Linked DNA regions of Homo sapiens: regions 1 and 2 are each linked to region 3. A link is a contact called in ENCODE Hi-C data. All regions are on one chromosome and are shown on one strand. The core of a region is the stretch at or near the end of the contact, and the rest is flanking DNA. Distances in the headings are between cores, read along the strand shown.

Region 1 (3,511 bases), core at 49-2,548, 320 kb after region 3:
CGACACTGCAGGCCCTGGAAGCCTCTCCAGCCTGAACCGCGCTGTGGTCCAGCACACTCATGGCATGAATATGGAACAGTCACTCCAGGAAACGGTCTTGCTCTGGGGGAGGGGGAGGACTTCCACATCACTCTCCCAAGATAAAACAACCAGGGAAAAGCAGATCCCTCCAGATAAACCAGAAGTCCAGACACAGCCTCCTCTCCGGAAACGCCTCCGGGAGCCCACTTCAGAAGCTGCTGAAGCCCAGAGAAAAACCGCAGCCTCGCAGGCCCTGGTCGCCACCAGCTCGCCCGCCACTTCTCAGTGGAAAGGGACGTGGTGCCGATGGGTCCGGGGTCTCCCCGCCCCGCGGGAGCCCTCAGCCAGAACGCCCCACCAGCACACACGCACACATGCACACACACAAACGCGCGCACACACACGCGCCCACACACAAATACACACGCGCGCACACATGCATCCACACACAAATACGCACCCACACATGCACCCACAAACGCACGCGCACACACACCGCCCACACATGGACACACAAACACAAGCACACACAAACACGCGCGCACGCAGGCACAGACGCGCGCGCACAGCAGCAGCAGCGCGCCGGGGCCTCACGCCCCTGGGGAGAAGCGTGAAGGAGCCTCCACATTCCCCGGAAAGGAAGTTTCTGGGCGCAGCGGAGAAAGGGAGATGCCGAGACCCCGACGTCAGTGGATTTGACACCTGAAGTGCAGGCGCCCAGACAGCCTCAGGCGCGCGCACTCCTGCAAACACGCGGGGCACACGCTCGGGCGCACACGCGGACAGACGTCCCTCGGCGCAGGGACCCCACCTCCTCCGCCGCTACCAGGGACCGGGGCCGCTCCGGGCGCAGAGGAGGCGCAGGGAGCCGCGTTACCCCGGAGCCGACTCGACCCAGCCCGAGGCCCGGGGAGGCGGGGAGGTGGGGAGGGGCCGCGGAGCCGGACCAGCCGTTCTCCGGGGAGCGCGCCGCGCCTGGAGGGCGTCTCCGCCGGGGTCCCCAGCAAGGATCTGCGGAGGGGAGGCGGGCGCGGGAGAGGACAGGGTCGGGCCGGGGGGTCGGACGCGTGGCTGCCGGCGGACACTCACCGATCTTGATCTTCACGCTCTGGAAGACCCGGAGCCCCTCGTCCTCCACCGCCATGCTGCGCGTCCGCGCCCGCCGAGCCTCGCCCCAAGCGCGCGCCGAGCCCGGGCAGCTCAGGCCGAGCAGGAGGAGCGGCGGCGCCGGAGCCCCGAGCGCGGCCGAGGGTCCGCCCGCCTGCAAGACCGCCAGTTGGCCGAGGGCGAGGGCGGGGACCGGGAGGCTCCGCCCGCGGCCCGGCCCCTGCTCCCAACTGGCCCGGGCCCTGCAGGGGCGGGGTTGGCAGGGACGGCGCTGGCGGGTGGCGGAGACCCGGGGGGCGCAGGGATCGGCTTCCCCCGAGGCCTCGGCCCCCGCCCCCGCCCCGCGGATTGGCCGCTGAGCGGAAGGGACCCCAGCGGGCTGCCTGGCGGAAGAGACGAAGGAAGGTCGCCGGCGCGGCCCGGGCCCGCTGAGCGAGGCTGAGCGATTGACTCGCGGACGAACTTTGCCAAGAGAAGTTCACGTACAACGATCTGGCAGGGGAGGAATCCCGCGCCCAGCCCCAGCTCCTGAGATGCGATCCGAAGGCACCTGCTGCAGACGCACGAGGGGGGCGGGGACACATACACGCACACACAGCCCCCCACCCCAGACCTCCGGCATGGGCAGGTCCCCCCCCCAAGTCCCCCTGCAGACCCCAGCATGGGCAGGTCTCCCCCCCCCCAGTCCCCCTGCAGACCCCGGCATGGGCAGGTCTCCCCCCCCCAGTCCCCCTGCAGACCCCGGCATGGGCAGGTCTCCCCCCCCAGTCCCCCTGCAGACCCCGGCATGGGCAGGTCCCCCCCAGTCCCCCTGCAGACCCCGGCATGGGCAGGTCCCCCCCCAGTCCCCCTGCAGACCCCGGCACGGGCAGGTCCCCCCCCAGTCCCCCTGCAGACCCCGGCACCGGCAGGTCTCCCCCACCCAGTCCCCCTGCAGACCCCAGCATGAGCAGGTCCCCCCCCAGTCCCCCTGCAGACCCCAGCATGAGCAGGTCCCCCCCCCAAGTCCCCCTGCAGACCCCAGCATGGGCAGGTCCCCCCCCAGTCCCCTGCAGACCCCGGCATGGGCAGGTCCCCCCCCAGTCCCCCTGCAGACCCCGGCATGGGCAGGTCCCCCCCCCAAGTCCCCCTGCAGACCCCGGCATGGGCAGGTCCCCCCCCAGTTCCCCTGCAGACCCCGGCATGGGCAGGTCCCCCCCCAGTCCCCCTGCAGACCCCGGCATGAGCAGGTCCCCCCCCAGTCCCCCTGCAGACCCCGGCATGAGCAGGTCCCCCCCCCAAGTCCCCCTGCAGACCCCGGCATGGGCAGGTCCCCCCCCAAGTCCCCTTGCAGACCCCAGCATGGGCAGGTCCCCCCCCAAGTCCCCCTGCAGACCCCGGCATGGGCAGGTCCCCCCCCAGTCCCCCTGCAGACCCCAGCATGGGCAGGTACCACCCTTACCTCCCTTTCTTCTGTCTCGAGGTCTCCTCCTCCCTGACCTCCTCTCTGAGGAGTATGTTTGTGTGTGTGTATGAACTGTAGGTGTGTATATGAACTGAGACTACACTCCCTCCTCTATGTTGCAAAACTTCATTGCACCCAGTGCCACACACACACCCTACACATATATACACACATACATATACCACACATACACTACATATACATATACATACACATAGACACCACACACAGACACCACACACATACTACACACGTGTACACACATACATATACACACATATACACACACCCTACATACACACACCACATATACACATGAACACATATGTTCATATACACACAACACAGACAGCACACACATATACTACCCATACACATGCACAGACATACACACTAAACATACATACACACACCTACGTGAACATACACAAACACACACACACTGCATGGAGAGGAACAGGAGCTTCATGAAGATAGAGGCCTATTTTTTTCCACTGCTTACCTTCACTTCCTAAAAAGCAGTTCCATGCGTTGAAAGAATGAATGGCCTTTCTTCCCCTGACTGCTGGGAGCCTGCAGCCACAGGGGCCTCTCTCATCCTCAGCCCTTGCAAGCCTGGTGCTCACTGGGGCAGAACAGGAGGTTAAGGCGGCACCCCTGGTTCCAACCCAGAGCCTCTGCGTCTAGCGCTGGCCCTGGGTGGCGTCTGCAGTGGGTGCTGTGGACGCCATCCACACCCCTGCTTTACGACGGAGACTATGCTTCCGTTTGGAGCCACTGGAAGCAAGCCGGCTCCTGTGTTTCTCCGAGGACCAGTGGAGTCCTCTGTGGCAGCCCAGCCACAAAGCTGCTTCTCTGCCATCCCTCCACCCTCACAGGCCTGCTGATAAACTCAACGCGGATCTCGCTTTGGTGTTTGTTTCCAGGCGACAGCTGGGG
Region 2 (3,123 bases), core at 403-2,902, 340 kb after region 3:
GTGGATGGGGTGGGTGCTGGGCGTGGGGTGTGCACCTCCTCTGGGCTCCCCGACCTTCACCCTCGCCCTTCCCAGTCCTGGTGTCAAGGTAACTGGAATGTGTTTCTGTTTCTCTTTCTCCTTTTGATTGTTTTTCTCCCCAGAAGAGGAGAGGAAGTGTCCTTTCGGTCCCCTGTCCTGGGTCTCCTTGCTTGCCCCCACCTCCCCACCAGCCTCTGCCCTGTCCTTCTGCTCCGGAAAGTTTCCTCTGTGGAGGAAGCGTCCTGCCTCCCTTCTCTTCTCTGAAGCCTATTCGCCTGGCATTTCCTCAGCGCATGGTCCAGGACTTTAATCTCTCCTTGAGAATTCTCCATCTGTCTTTTTGAGGCATATTCTGGAAACCTCACTGGACCCTGAAGTCCATCTCTTTCGTGGGATTTTCAGTTCAGAAATCATATTTTAAACATCTTTCCTGCTCTCTGCCTGTTCTTAACTAGTATTCTGTTCTTATGTTACCTATATGCGTATTTTCTTGAATATTCTGAGGACAGTAATTAGATCTTTAACTTCATTTTTTGTTTTCCCACTTAGCTGTTTTCTCTGAGGTCAGCTGTCACCTTTTTTTTTTTTTTTTTGAGACGGAGTTTCACTCTTGTTGCCCAGGCTGGAGTGCCCAGGCTGGAGTGCAATGGTGCGGTCTCAGCTCACCGCAACCTCCGCCTCCCGGGTTCAAGCGATTCTCCTGCCTCAGCCTCCCGAGTAGCTGGGATTACAGGCATGCACCACCATGCCCGGCTAATTTTGTATTTTTAGTAGAGACGGGGTTTCTCCATGTTGGCCAGGCTGGTCGTGAACTCCCGAACTCTCAATCCACCCACCTCGGCCTCCCAAAGTGCTGGGATTACAGGCATGAGCCACCACGCCCAGCCAGCTGTCACCTTTGTGGATCCTCCCCCTCTGTCGCTGGTTTCTATGGAAAGTCTGGAGAAGCCTGCTCACCTGTGTCTAAGAACCAGTGGCTCATTTAGATGGGATACTGTGGGTTTTCCGTGGGGTCCTCCAGGTGGAAAGGTGAGCTAGGGGTGGAAAGGTAGCTGGGGGTGGAAAGGTGAGCTGGGAGGGAATCCACAGACGGGGCGTGGCTGTGCTTTATTTAGGACAGATGGGTGAGGAGCAGGCAGCAGGCTAGCATCTCTCCCTTCCCCCGAAACACTGCAATCCACACTAGAATAAGGCACATATACACCATGGAATACTGTGCAGCCATGAAAAAATGATGAGTGCATGTCCTTTGTAGGGACATGGATGAAGCTGGAAACCATCATTCTCAGCAAACTATCGCAAGGACAAAAAACCAAACACTGCATGTTCTCACTCATAGGTGGGAATTGAACAATGAGAACACATGGACACAGGAAGGGGAACATCACACACGGGGCCTGTTGTGGGGTTGGGGGGAGGGATAGCATTAGGAGATATACCTAATGTAAATGACGAGTTAATGGGTGCAGCACACCAACATGGCACATGTATACATATGTAACAAACCTGCACGTTGTGCACATGTACCCTAAAACTTAAAGTATAATTAAAAAAAAAAAAGATTTTACCCTGGGGCCCTAGACCCAGGCTGCAAGCTGTGGCCACACCCAGGATGCTGACTCCAGGGCCGTGAATAAGAATCTTCTGACGCTGCCTGGGAACCTGCTGGCTTCTTGGCGGGATACAGACGCAGGCACGGGTTGCAGAGGTGACTACTGCCAGGCACTTGTTCACAGGCAACTGGAATTACCAGCCCCCACCCCGTTTTCAGCCCCACATCTATCTCCCTTTGACCTCCCAGCTCAGTGCCACTCTGGGATCCCTCAGCAAGATGACCCTGGCCTCCACCATTGATCTCTGAGCATCTCTGGCTGGGCGCCTTCACCCTGCCCCACCGCCCACACCCTTGCATCCCCTTCCACCTTTGGAAATCATTGGCCATTCTCATCTGCCAGCACCTCTATTCCTGTTCTCTTTGGGGCTACACGTTTCTCCTTGGACTTTGTTTCAATCCAACTGGGCCTGAAGAGGAGGGAGGCCCTGCATTCAGGGTGCCCAGCAGCAACTGCCCTCCACTTAGCGGGAGTTCAGGACAGGACAGAGTGCTTAGACATCTGGGGGCATTCCAGCACTTCCAAAGACCCCGTGCGTGGTGTTCTCAACGTCTGTAAAATGTGGAGGTGAACATTAGACTATTGCTCTCCTAAGAACTTCAGTCACGCTGAGCACAGGGGGTAAATTCATCCCTGGTCGCATTCTTGTGAAAGGCATTATGTAGCAGATCATCTTTTTTTTTCTTTAATTTCATTTTATTTTATTTTAAGTTCTGGGATACATGTGCAGGACGTGCAGCCTTGTTGCATAGGTAAACGTGTGCCATGGTGATTTGCTGCACAGATCAACCCTTCACCTAGATATTAAGTCCAGCATACATTATCTTATTTTTCCTGATGCTCTCCCGCCCCCCAACCCCACGACAGGCCCCGGTGTGTGTTGTTCCCCTCCCTGTGTCCATGTGTTCTCATTGTTCAGCTCTCACTTATAAGTGAGAACACGCAGTGTTTGGTTTTCTGTTCCTGTGTTAGTTTGCAGAGGATAACGGCTTCCAGCTCCATCCATGTCCCTGCAAAGACATGATCGCATTCCTTTTTATGGCTGCGTAGTATTCCATGGGGTATATGTGCCACGTTTTCTTTGTCCAGTCTATCATTGATGGGCATTTGGGTTGATTCCATGTCTTTGCTATTGTGAATAATGCTACAATGAACATACGCATACGTGTATCTTTATAATAGAATGATTTATAATCCTTTGGGTATACACCCAGTAATGAGATTGCTGAGCCAAATGGTATTTCTGGTTCCAGATCTTTGAGGAATCACCACACTGTCTTCCACAATGGTTGAACTAATTTACACTCCCACCAACAGTGTAAAAGCATTTCTATTTCTCTACAGCCTCACCAGCATCCGTTGTTTCTTGAGTTTTTAATAATCTCCATTCTGGCTGGCGTGAGATGGTTTCTCATTGTGGTTTTGATTTGCATTTCTCTAATGATCAGCGATGTTGAGCTGTTTCTCCTATGCTTGTTGGCCACATGTA
Region 3 (3,553 bases), core at 1,054-3,553:
GCTCTCAGGGCCTCACGTCCCTCCCTGCAAAGCCCCCCGTGCCTACGATAAACAAGTACCGCTCTTCTCCCGTGTGGGTCTGAGGTCTCCAGCTTACTTCACGGAACAGTGCCCACCTGGGAGGTGGAGCGGGGACTTTCTCCCCTGCCCAGTCCTGGATCTGGGAGAAAAAAGATAAGGTGGAGGGGAGCCACACTCGTGCAGACACAGCCTCCTGCCCCCTCTGCTGCCCGGGAGCCTCCCTCTGTCCGATGGAGGGTCTCACACAGCCTCTGCCCCCTCCGCTGCCCGGGAGCCTCCCTCTGCCCGACGGAGGGTCTCATCCTGTGTCCAGCGCTCCTGGGCAGAAGGCCCACAGCGCACATCCACACATGAACGGTGGCTGGCTGGGCCCAGGGGCCCTAACGGGCCTCTGAAAGGCCTGCAGCCAGCTCTGGTCTGTGAACCCGCCACTGCTTGTCATTTTTATCTTATAAAATCCAGCCTCACAAGCTTGCTGTCCAGGAGAATGTGGTCTTGGCCTCTCAGGGCTGACTGGCCTTGAACCAGTCCGGGAGGTCGGGCACGAGCCGGAGGTGCGGCGTCCTGTCTGGAAATCACCGCCCAGTTCCTCCAGGGCTGTGGGTGCCTGGCTCCGAGTAAGAAGCTGAACAAGCAGCAGAGACCAAGAGGTTTCTGGAGCGCCGGGAGATGCACTCACGAGCGCCTGTGGGGGAAGAAAAGTGTGCCACGGATTTCCCGAGTCCCCAGGGCTCTCACTTTACCTCAGGGAAGGCTCTATGGGCGCCGATGGTGCCGTGGTCTTGTGTGGGCGGTTCCTGGGCACCCTGGAGCTCGGGCTGTGCCCCCGAAGCTGCCTGGTGCAGGCACCAGCACCTCTTGGTGTCCTAGGGGTGCGAACAGCAGAGAAGCTGAACTGCAGGTCTGGGCAGGGAGTCTATGCCCCCTGGAGCTCTGGCCAGCAAAGTCACAGGAATAACCCTCCTTCCCCTCATGTCAGCCCTCGGTCGCAGGGTGCGGTGTGGGGGCATCAGAGTGCTTCCCCGAGGCTGCACTCACCAGCTTCCCCCAAACACAACATCGATCTTTCCCGACTTTTAATCTTGTCTAGAGTCAAAAGCTGTTCAAAAATATTCAACTCCAAGGTCAACAGTTTTGTTCTTGCCACAAAAATGTCCTTATCCTTTATCCCAGCCACAAAGAATGTGAACAATTTGACTCAAGGTTCGTGGTGGCTGGAGGGTCCCCCAGGTCCCAGGGCAGCTCCCACCTGGCGCAGGGCTCCGGCCAATGCCTGGCCTGCAGTGTGGGCGGCGGCTGCTCTCGAGGTGCACCTGTCTCATGTGGACGGATCCTGTCTGGGGCCACCAAGCTCTGCCAGCCTGAGTCACGGTCTGATGAACCCCCTCTCTGGGCTCCGCTGGGGCCTTCTGATCCCAGCCTCCTCTGCAGGGATGGGCTCCCAATCCCGCCCTCACTTGGTTCCCATGCACAGCCGAGGTCAGTGAGACCCTGGAGGCCGCGGGAGATGGGGTGGAGGGGATGGTGGGGCAGGGGGTGCTGGGGGGTTTGGGGGTGCTGTGGCCCCGGGGCAGGGGGTGCTGGGGGGTTTGGGGTGCTGTGGCCCCACCTGCACTCCCTGCCTCACTGGGACAGCACAGGAGACAGGCTTCTCCTGCAGCTCAGAGGTGGGGGCCTAGTGTAGCTGCAGGTTGTGACTGAGGAGGGCAGGGTCAGAGCATTGCCCTGGGCAGGGGTCCGTTGAGACTGGCCCCACCTTATTAGCTTGGGACCTTGGGTTACAGGGAGTCTCCTCCTGCCTCAGTTTCTACATTTCACACAGCAGCACTGCTCACAAGAGCTCCCAAGCAGAGGCAACTACTGAGTGGGGGAGGGACACAGTCCGTCCACATGGGGCCAACGGCCACAAAGAGAGGAAGGGACATGGGTGACGGTCCGTCCACGTGGGGTCACCGGCCACGGAGAGAGGAAGGGACATGGGTGACGGTCCGTCCACGTGGGGTCACCGGCCACGGAGAGAGGAAGGGACATGGGTGACGGTCCGTCCACATGGGGTCACCGGCCACGGAGAGAGGAAGGGACATGGGTGATATGGTTTTGCTGTGTCCCCACCCAAATCTCAACTTGAATTGTATTTCCCAGAATTCCTGCGCGTTGTGGGAGGGACCCAGCGGGAGGTAATTGAATCATGGTGGCTGGTCTTTCCCGTGCTATTCTCGTGATAGTGAGTAAGTCTCACGAGATCTGACTGGTTGATCAGGATTTCCGCTTTTGCTTCTTCCTCATTTTCTCTTGCTCCTGCCGTGTAAGAAGTGCCTTTTGCCTCCCACCGTGATTCTGAGGCCTCCCCAACCATGTGCAATTGTAAGTCCCGTTAAACCTCTTTTTTTCCCAGTCTCGGGTATGTCCTTATTAGCAGTGTGAAAACAGAATACTACAGTGGTCCATCCACACGCGGGTCTCACCCAGCCACAGAGAGGGAGAGGACGTGGCCCATCCACACGCGGGTCACCCGGCCACGGAGAGGAAGGAAGCTCTAACGGGTGCTGAGGCTGTAACACACAGTGCTCAGGGAAGGACACCAGACATGAAGACTGTGTTCTGTTTATATGCAGTGTCCAGAGAAGGCGTGTCCACAGACAGAAGCCGACTGGGAAAGGAGGTGCAGTCACTGCTCAGGGACACGGGTTCTTTTCGGGGAGGCAAGCGTGTTCGCAGCGTGTTCTGTATGGGGAGAGATGCAGTCACTGCTCAGGGACACGGGTTCTTTTCGGGGAGGCAAGCGTGTTTGCAGCGTGTTCTGGATGGGGAGAGGTGCAGTTACTGGTCAGGGACACGAGTTCTTTTCGGGGAGGCAAGCGTGTTTGCAGCGTGTTCTGGATGGGGAGAGGTGCAGTCACTGGTCAGGGATACGAGTTCTTTTCGGGGAGGCAAGTGTGTTCTAAGCGTGTTCTGGATGGGGAGAGGTGCAGTCACTGGTCAGGGACACGAGTTCTTGTGGGAAGAGGAGTGTCCGGGAGCCAGATGGCAGTGATGGGTGGACGGCCCCGTGGATGGACTGACCACCGACCCATGCTCTGCACTCATGAGGCGTGGCTATTGCTGTGTGAATCACATCTCCATGGAAACGGGAGTGGGAGAAACGGGCCCCAAGGATGTTGTGAAGATGGCCTTATGGGGCTGCACTGGTGACTTGGACAGTGCTGGCCACCGGCCCTGCTCAGTGAACAAGAGCCATGGTCATCACCCTCGCCACACAGAGCAGCTCCTCCTGCAGACTTGGGGACCCCGTGGCCACCAGACCCCGCGGTGGGAGCAGAGATGCCTCCGAAACTCTGGAGACCCACAGAGGCAGAAGAGGATTCCACGAGGCCGGGGCCCGTCAGCAGATCCTCAGACGGCGACACGCGCCACTTCCTTTTCTGTTTCCTAGACCTTTTAACTGATGGAATTCAGTAAGCAGAAAACGTGCTTGAAACAAGGGCACCATGGAGCGGACCCTCCCCCTCTCCCCTCGTGGAGTCCTTGACCC

Evidence for each region. Hi-C counts contacts between places; a loop is a spot of excess contacts on that map. Pooled maps may share reads with other maps.
Region 1: a loop to region 3 is called in a map of B cell, with 8 times the contacts of the local background. The contact joins the promoter of RASA3 here to the promoter of GAS6-AS1 in region 3. A Hi-C loop is called at or near these places in 8 of 168 maps with a recorded cell type or tissue (B cell, CD4-positive, alpha-beta T cell, CD4-positive, alpha-beta memory T cell and 4 more), 17 of 37 single-sample maps with no recorded cell type and 19 of 50 pooled maps.
Region 2: a pooled map shows a loop between it and region 3 (3-fold over the local background). The contact joins the enhancer-like site here to the promoter of GAS6-AS1 in region 3. A Hi-C loop is called at or near these places in 3 of 168 maps with a recorded cell type or tissue (CD8-positive, alpha-beta T cell, GM12878 and naive thymus-derived CD4-positive, alpha-beta T cell), 9 of 37 single-sample maps with no recorded cell type and 9 of 50 pooled maps.

Annotation. Positions count from the first base shown.
Region 1 is chr13:114,131,325-114,134,835 of GRCh38, forward strand. RASA3 (RAS p21 protein activator 3) reads right to left here and starts at 1,299. Exons shown (of 24, transcript NM_007368.4): 1 at 1,111-1,299. The coding sequence starts at 1,165. RefSeq lists enhancers at 1-224, 395-1,022, 3,311-3,490, 3,320-3,511 and silencers at 815-1,474, 1,505-1,604.
Region 2 is chr13:114,156,404-114,159,526 of GRCh38, forward strand. No RefSeq gene overlaps it. Among named protein-coding and RNA genes, the nearest start is that of CFAP97D2, 21 kb to the right of the region's middle. Within about 2 kb of position 1,653, at least 2 of the 41 ENCODE cell types and tissues checked have a DNase peak (open chromatin) inside an H3K27ac peak, as active enhancers do; they include CD8-positive, alpha-beta T cell, where a contact is called at or near this core.
Region 3 is chr13:113,813,307-113,816,859 of GRCh38, forward strand. It overlaps GAS6-AS1 (GAS6 antisense RNA 1), which reads left to right and starts at 2,304. Exons shown (of 5, transcript NR_044995.2): 1 at 2,304-2,385. TMEM255B (transmembrane protein 255B) reads left to right here. Exons shown (of 9, transcript NM_182614.4): 9 at 1-3,553. RefSeq lists enhancers at 2,188-2,257, 2,308-2,547, 2,608-2,727.